Linked DNA regions of Homo sapiens: region 1 is linked to region 2. A link is an interaction called in ENCODE POLR2A ChIA-PET data of the cell type or tissue named here. Cell type or tissue: GM12878. All regions are shown on one strand. Links, peaks and the distances in the headings refer to the core of each region. The heading gives the core; the rest is flanking DNA. Region 1 overlaps USP8 (ubiquitin specific peptidase 8). Region 2 has its middle 11 kb from the start of MIR4712.

Evidence for each region. ChIA-PET counts read pairs that join two places held together with the same protein. Peaks named below come from ENCODE experiments on the same cell type or tissue, not always from the same donor. Only the 100,000 strongest peaks of a DNase experiment are listed, where the experiment ranks them.
Region 1: POLR2A ChIA-PET joins it to region 2 with 8 read pairs; 3 of 35 experiments call an interaction of 5 or more read pairs at or near these places.

Annotation. Positions count from the first base shown.
Region 1 is chr15:50,484,899-50,489,295 of GRCh38, reverse strand. All of the region lies in intron 12 of USP8 (ubiquitin specific peptidase 8), which reads right to left. Among named protein-coding and RNA genes, the nearest start is that of USP50, 60 kb to the left of the region's middle. In GM12878, for the core only: no CTCF peak of the experiment used is centred there; a DNase peak (open chromatin) is centred at 1,785; H3K27ac peaks cover 511 bases.
Region 2 is chr15:50,369,311-50,373,707 of GRCh38, reverse strand. No RefSeq gene overlaps it. Among named protein-coding and RNA genes, the nearest start is that of MIR4712, 11 kb to the right of the region's middle. In GM12878, for the core only: no CTCF peak of the experiment used is centred there; no DNase peak of the experiment used is centred there.

The DNA.
Region 1 (4,397 bases), core at 75-4,074, 120 kb before region 2:
CACAAGAAAGGCTACAAAACTTCATTATCTTGGCTTATTCTAAATCTACCTAAAGTCATCTTGCTCTCCTAACATTTCTTCTTCTATATTCATTCATCCCACAAAATACTGATGAAATGTTATATAAGTAAAAACAAGCCAATATATTGAGGCATCAACCTCAATATAATTGAATGTGATACTTCCACTTCCTTTAAAAAATTAATAGAAAACAAAAACGCCTGATGAACCACCCATTTCTATTTTTATATTCTTCATGTCTTAAGATACATACATTCTAGGCCAGGCAGGGTGGCTCATGCCTGTAATCCAGCACTTTGCGAGGCCAAGACAGGAGGATCTCTTGAGCCCAGGAGTTTTGAGATCGGCCTGGGCAACACAGACCCCGTCTCTATAAAAAAATTTTTAAAATTAGCCAGGTTTGGCCGGGCACAGTGGCTCACGCCTGTAATCCCAGCGCTTTGGGAGGCCGAGGCAGGTGGATCACCTGAGGTCAGGAGTTCGAGACCAGCCTGGGCAACATGGTGAAACCCCATCTCTACTAAAAAAAAAAAAATCCAAAAATTAGCCAGCCATGGTGGTATGCACCTATAATTCCAGCTACTTGGGAGACTGTGGCAGGAGAATTGCTTGAACCTGGGAGGCGGAGGTTGCAGTGAGCTGAGTTTGTGTCACTGCACTCCCGCCTGGGTGGCAGAGCGAGACTCCATCTCCAAAAAAAAAAAAAAAAAAAAAAAAAAAAAGCCAACCTTGATGTGATGGCATGCACCTGTGGTCCTAGCTACTCAGGAAGCCGAGGTGGGAGGATCGCTTGAGGCAAGTGGTCAAGGCTTGAGCCCAGGTGGTCAGGTGAGCTATGATCATGCCACTGTACTCCTGCCTGGTGACAAATTCTGTTGAATACAAACATGTAATAAATAGAATATGTGTGCTGGAAAAAAATTCTGTCAAAATGAAGGCAAATGGCACAACTAAATATCCACATGCAAAAAGATGGATTTAGATCCTTACCACACTGTATATAAAAATTAACTTGAAATGGATCATAGATCTAAGCACCAAAACTGAAACCTTAAGAAGAAAACATCTTCATTACTTTAGGACTTTGGGTCAGAAAAAATGTTCCTTAGATACAATACCAACAGCACAATCCACATGTGAAAAATATGACAGAATGGACTTCCACAAAAACTTCTGTGCTTCAAGAAACTCCATCAAGAAAACGAAAAGATAAGCCACATATTGGGAGAAAATGTTTGCAAATGTCATTTAAAAAAAGTTTAGAGATGGGGTTTCACTACATTGCCGAGGCTGTTCTTGAACCCTTGGCACAAATGATTCTCTTGCCTCACTCTCACAAGTAGCTGGGTCTGCAGGCTTGTGCCACCACACCTAGGCTTATACTTATACTGATTATGACCTTAGGGATTTTAAAAACACTGCCCTCAAGCATTTAGCACAGTGCTAGAGACATAGTAGTTGCTCAGCAAATACAGTAAGTTTTATTGAGCCTTCTTAATGCGTGAGAATTACTTTAAAATGCTATTTCATCAATACTTAGTTGTCTGTGGCATTTTACACAGAATGAGTGTAGAGTGGATCATACAGTATGAGATTTAAGACAGCCAGAAGATATATTGAGTACCCTTGCTTCCTGAAGGGCAGAGATGGGGCAAGATGGTGGGTGGCCAACAAAGACACTTTAGTTTTCCTTTCAATGTTGCCAAAGACCTTGGCTGTAGCTGGTGTGAAGCCCTGCTTAGAATGTCAGGACCAGTGGGAGTAACTGCAAACCTCAATTTTCACTTTCTATTTTTTAGTCTTCACTTTGTGGTTCCAGTCATCTAATCCCTACTCTTTCTCTTTAAAAGGAACAGAAGGATGTCAGAAGAAGAGAAGGCATGTGTGTGTGTCTCTCTCTCTCTCTCTCTCTTCATTTTCTCTTATTGTTAACTCATTTTCAGCTCCTTTGGGTTTCACTTTTGGAGCACTGCTGTTTGACTAAGGCTTAAGTTCTTAATTTTTGTAAGGCTTACACATCTTAAGAAATTTTATTTTTCGTTCTTAGAAGAACTTTAATAAAACGTGTTTTTTTCTGTTTTTATTTTTCCATAGGTTATTGGGGTACAGGTGATATTTGGTTACATTAATAAGTTGTTTTTTTTTTTTCCCCAGATGGAGTCTTGCTCTGTTGCCCAGGCTGGAGTGCAGTAGCGTGATCTAGGCTCACTGCAACCTCTGCCTCCTGGGTTCAAGCGGTTCTCCTGCCTCAGCCTCCCAAGTAGCTGGGACTACAGGCACACGCCACCACACCCGGCTACTTTTTGTTGAGACAGAATTTCATCATGTTGGCCAGGCTGGTCTCGAACTCCTGAACTCAAATGATCCTCCCACTTCAGCCTCCCAAAGTGTTGGGATTACAGGTGTGAACCACCGCACCCGGCCATTAGTAAGTTCTTTAGTGGTGATTTGTGAGATTTTAGTGCACCCATCACCTGAGCAGTATACACTGCACCCTATTTGTAGTCTTTTATCTCTTGCCCCCAAGTCCCCAAAGTCCATTGTATCATTCTTACACAACATGGTTTTAATGGGTTATGTGTTATGTTTAGTTAATCTTAGATCTAAACAAATAAATTGTATAAATTATTTGACTTCTGTAGTTAATGAACTTTTTTTGTATAAATATCAATGGGTTTGTTGTTGCTGTGGCTCTTTAACTGTTGCAGTCAAAAATAAGAAAACTGTGAATTCAGTCAGTCATTCTAGCCTTAATATATTTTATGTCATTTTTTCCCCTTTTGTTTGAGACAGGGTCTCACCCTTGTTGCCCAGGCTGGAATGCAGTAGCATGATCATGGCTCACTGTATCCTTGACCTTCCCAGGATCAGGTGATCCTCCCACCTCAGCCTCTCAACTAGCTGGGACTACAGGCAGGCGCCACCAAACCCAGCTAATTTTTTAATATTTTTTTCTAGAGACAGGGTTTTGCCATGTTGCCCAGGCTGGTCTTGAACTCCTGGGGCTCAAGCGATCCACCTGCCTCAGCCTCCCAAAGTGCTGGAATTACAGGCAGGAGCAACCATACCCTTTTTTCCCCCTCTTTCTGTGGAGAAATGGGGTCTTGCTATGTTGCCAAGGCTGGTCTCAGATTTTTTTAATGGCAAAATACAGCAGAATGACCTAACAAAAATTTAACATGTTAAATTCACATAGATTTAGATTGGATATGGAGTCAGTCCTCTGTATTCATCGGTTCTGCATCTGTGAATTCAACCATCCACAGATTGAAAATACTTGAAAAAAATAACTCTGGGTGTACTGAACATGTGCAGGCTTTTATTATCCCCTAAACAATACAGGATAACATCTACTTTCATAGCATTTACATTGTGTTAGGTATGTAATCTAGAGATGATTTAAAGTATATAGGAGGATGTGTATAGGTTATATGCAAACACTATACCATTTTATATAAGGGACTTGAGCATCCTCAGATTTTGGTATGAGAGGGAGGTAGTGGAACCAGTCATCTACAGATACCAAGGGAAGACTGTATATATATCCCAGAGAAGGCAGATCTATGGAGACAGAGTAGACTCAGTGTTGCCTGGGCTTTAGGGTAGACTAAATTGGGCATGGGGTCATTTTGGTGTGACGGCAATGTTCTAAAATTGGATTGTATTAATGGTTTCACAACACTAAATTACTAAAAAAAAAAAAAAAAAAAAAAAAAAAAAAAAATCACTAAACTGCATGCTAAAAATGGGTGAATTTTATGGTATGCAAATTGTATCTCAAGCTCTGAAGGAAAAACAAAGGCAAAGAAGCCTTTTTTTTTTTTTGAAATGGAGTCTCACTCTGTTGCCCAGGCTGGAGTGCAGTGGCCCGATCTCGACTCACTGCAAGCTCCGCCTCCCTGGTTCATGCCATTCTCCTGCCTCAGCCTCCCGAGTAGCTGGAACTACAGGTGCCTGCCACCACGCCCGGCTAATTTTTTTTTTTGTATTTTTAGTAGAGACGGCGTTTCACCATGTTAGCCAGGATGATCTCGATCTCCTGACCTCGTGATCTGCCTGCCTGGGATTACAAGCGTGAGCCACCGCTCCCAGCAAAGATGTCTTATACAAAGCCTATGTATTTAAAAAATTGTGATGAAATACACATAACATAAAATTTACCATCTTAACCATTTTTAGGTGCACTGGTTAGTGATACTAAGTATATTGCTGTGCCAACAATCTCCAGAACTCTTTTCATCTTGTAAAACTGAAACTCTGTACCTACTGAACAATAACTCCCCATTTCCCCTTTCTCCAGCTCTGACAACCACCATTCTACTTTCTGTCTCTATACATTTGCCTACTTTACAAACCTCATAGAAATGGAATCATTC
Region 2 (4,397 bases), core at 235-4,234:
TATATACACTTTCTGCACCTTCCTTTTTAAATTTAATCTATCATTAAGTTTATATTAAGCAGAAAATATTTCCCTATGAGTACTTATCAATGTTCCTTATATTTTTTCCTAGGTTGTTAATCTGTCCTTTGACTTGTCTATTTTTTTTTTGCGGGGGGGAGGGGGGGGTCATGCAGATTTTTTTCTTTTTTGAGACCAAGTGTCACTCTGTCACCAGGCTGGAGTGCAGTAGTGTGATCTTGGCTCACTGCAACCTCTGCCTCCCAGGTTCGAGGGATTCTCCTGCCTCAGCCTCCTGAGTAGCTGGGACTACAGGCGCACACCACCACACCCAGCAAATTTTTTTTGTATTTTTAGTAGAGATGGGGTTTCACCGTGTTGGCCAGGATGGTCTCAATCTCTTGATCTCATGATCCGGCCCACCTCGGCCTCCCGAAGTGCTGGGATTACAGGCGTGAGCCACCGTGCCCTGCCTGTTTTTGATTTTTACATAGTTGATTTGATCAATTTTTTCAATGACCTCTGATTTGAGTCAGAATCAATAATAGTATAGCTTCTTCAGTGATTTTTTTTTTTCTAGATGGAGTCTCGCTCTGTAGCCGAGGCTGGAGTGCAGTGGTGCAATCTCAGCTCACTGCAACCTTCGCCTCCCAGGTCCCAGTTCAATTCTGCCTCAGCCTCCCGAGTAGCTGCGATTACAGGCACACGCCACCATGCCCAGCTAATTTTTGTATTTTTAGTAGAGACGGGGTTCCACGCTGTTGGCCAGGCTGGTCTTTAACTCCTGACCTCGTGATCCGCCTGCCTCAGCCTCCCAAAGTGCTGGGATTACAGGCATGAGCCACCACTCAAGGCCGATCCTGTGTTTTTGTCTGGTCAAAGGGTATCTCTGTGGGTAAAACTGGAGTCTGTACTTTTGTTGTCATTAATTCTCTCTAGCCTGGAGATGCAGAAAGCTAGAGGCAGGGAAAGTGTACCATACAGCTGCAAGTCTATCTCATATAAGCAACTCTATGGGCTAGTCAGCAAAGGACTGCTTTAAGCATAGTTGGGTCTAGATTTGCCTAAGTATGGTGTCTTTTTTTCTGAGGTGGGGGCAAGTTAGAAGGAATTAAGTGAGTATAAATACATAGAACCCATGTTAAGACCTCAATAGGTGGATCCTTTCTTGGGTCTCTAACCACAAGTGCTTACAAAATCTGGTCTCTTCACACACTTCAGGGTGAGAATTTAGTTAACCTCTGCTATACTATACGTAATTCATAAAGCTCCACTATTACAATCAGTTTGGGCATAGGGGTTGTCTCAAGCTTCCCTATATTGCAAACTTGGAATGTCCTTGAGAAGAATGAGAAAGCAATGACTGAATGGCTGGGGTGGCTGCTCAGCGTTGGGAATGTTTGTACCTTGCATTTACTCCTGAGCTGCTGAGCTGTACAGACATGCCTTCTAATTGAGAAGATGCATAACACATAGACAGGAAGGAGGACAAAGACAAGTGCGTTGGGATTAAGCTCTTCGTTTATGTTCTGAAAGTGAGATGAGACCCAGTATATTGAACAGTAATCAACACAAATACAGGTAATAGCAGTCAAAGAAATTCTTGAAGAACCAAAATTTCATGAGTTGGGTCTAGAATTTTGCCAGTTCACCGTTCCATGGCTTCCTTATGGTGTAGTACACCTTAGGTCCTGCCTACTGACTCTAGCTGCTTTAACAGGAAAGAAGAGGACAAAGACCCCAAAAATCTTCCCTAAATTTTATTGTACATGTTGTGCCAAGCTTTCACTCCTAAAGGAAAACAGCACGGGAAGAAACAGTCAGGCATGTCTGAGAAGCAGCATGGTAACAGTAGAAATAAAACATGAGTTTCCAGGTGGAAGACCAAATGGGGGAAAAGTTGTAATTTTGCTATTTTCATTTTTTTTAGATGGAGTCTAGCTCTGTCGCCCAGGCTGGAGTGCAGTGACACAATCTCGGGCCACTGCAACCTCCACCTCCCGGGTTCAAACGATTCTCCTCCCTCAACCCCCCGAGTAGTTGGTATTACAGGCACCTGCCATCATGCCTGGCTAATTTTTGTATTTTTAGTAGAGATGGGGTTTCACTGTATTGGCTAGGCTGGGATTGAACTCCTGACCTCAGGTGATCCACCCACTTCGGCCTCTCAAAGTGTTGGGATTACAGGCGTGAGGTACCGCACCCGACCGATTTTGCTATTCTTGACCTGCATATTACTTATCTTGAATCTACATTTTCTCATTTGTAAAACCAGGGGTAACACCTACCTTGCAGAGATTAAATGAGAAATCTACATGAAAGCATTTAATAGTTGATGAATAAATGCATAAGTGGAGTCAAATGTGTAGTAACATCCAGTATTTTAATATTTATGCTTGATAAGTCATTTAAGTTGAAGACTCTTTATGTATTAATTTCAGCAAGTAACATAACCACACAGAATAGACAATGAAAGCATAATTAGTCATTATACACAATTATAATTTGATAAAAAATTTCAACATATACAGAAGTATAAAGAATGTGTATCTATCATGCAGCTTCTACAATTATCATTCCAACTCCTCGTTTCTTTGATATTGCCAACAATTTACACCCTGCCCCAATTCCAAATTTGGAAACAAGTCCCAGATATTAATATAATTTCCTCTTCAACATTTCAGTATGCCTGAGAGATTCTTGTTTAAAAAAAACATTTTTTTGAGGGGCACAGGGTCTCTCTCTGTCACCCAGGCTGGAGTGTAATGGTGCGATCTTGGCTCACTGCAACCTCTGCCTCCCAGGCTCAAGCAATTCTCCTGGTTCAGCCTCCCAGGTAGCTAGGACTACAGGCGCACACCACTGCTCTAGGACTGTGTACTCTTTTAGAGATGGGGTTTCACCATGTTAGCCAGGCTGGACTCAAACTTCTGAGCTCAGGTGATCCGCCCACCTTGGCCTCACAAAGTGCTGGGATTACAGGCATAAGCCAGGGTGCCAAGCCTTGTTTTAAAATTTAATCTTTATGCTCTGAATGGAAAGGCTATAAATGGAGTTCAATGAAAGGAAAAAACATTTAAAAAATAGAAGTTCTTTCTTTCTTCTTTTTAAGATGGAGTCTTGCTCTGTTGCCCAAGCTGGAGTGCAGTGGCACGATCTCAGCTCACTGCAGCCTCCCCTGGGTTCAAGTGATCCTCCTGCCTTAGCCTCCCAAGTACCTGGGATTACAAGCGTGCACCACCAGGCCTGGCTAATTTTTTGTATTTTTAGTAGAGATGGGGTTTCGCCGTGTTGGCCAGGCTGGTCTGGAACTCCTGGCCTCAAGTGATCCATCTGCCTCGGCCTCCCAAAGCACTGGGATTACAGGTGTGAGCCACTGTATCCAGACAAAAATAAAATTTAATCATAACATCATTCTAATAATAAAACATCACAGCCAAACAAAATTAATGATTCCTTGGTATCATTAAATATCCAGTTAATCCCACATTTAATACCACTTACAGCCCATTATTACTTTTGTTATATTATCACAGCCAGTTCCAAAACTTATAGCCCATTAAGTGTATGAGTTTACACCTGCATTTATATTATCTCTGATTTCTTTTTTTTTTTTTTGAGACAGAGTCTCACTCTGTTGCCCCAGGTTGGAGTGCAGTGGCGTGATCTTGGCTCACTGCAACCTCCACCTCCTGTGTTCAAGCAATTCTCTTGTGCCTCAGCCTCTTGAGTAGCTGGGATTACAGGCACACACCATCACGTCCAGCTAATCTTTTGTATCTCTAGTAGAGATAGGCTTTTGCCATGTTGCCCAGGCTGGTCTTGAACTCCTGGCCTCAAGTGATCCACCTGCCTTGGCCTCCCAAAGTGCTGGGCTTATAGGCATGAGCCACTATGCCCAGCCTCTGATTTCTTTTTTCTTTTTTTTGAGGCAGAGTCTTGCTCTGTTGCCCCGGCTGGAGTGCAGTGACACGATCTTGGCTCACTGCAACCTCCACCTCCCGGATTCAAGCAATTCTCCTAACTCAGCACCCAAGCAGCTAGGATTACAGGCATGCACCAGCACGCCCGACTAATTTTTGTATTTTTAGTAGAGACGGGGTTTTGCCATGTTGGCCAGGCTGGTTTCTAACTCCCGACATCTGGTGATCTGTCTGCCTGGGCCTCCCAAAGTGCTGGGATTACAGGCGTGAGCCACCTTGCCCGGCAAGCAGCCTCTGATTTCAACTCAAGAGACAGAAGAGGATCCCAAATTCCAAGCAACTCCCAAGATGCAAATCAAAATATGGAAATGTTAAACAAATTGAAGGATTTCCCAATAGTTACCTGCAACACCTAAAGGTCACTGTTTCCAAATGGTGCAAGAACTATGCAAACAATATGTTGGTTGCTGTTAA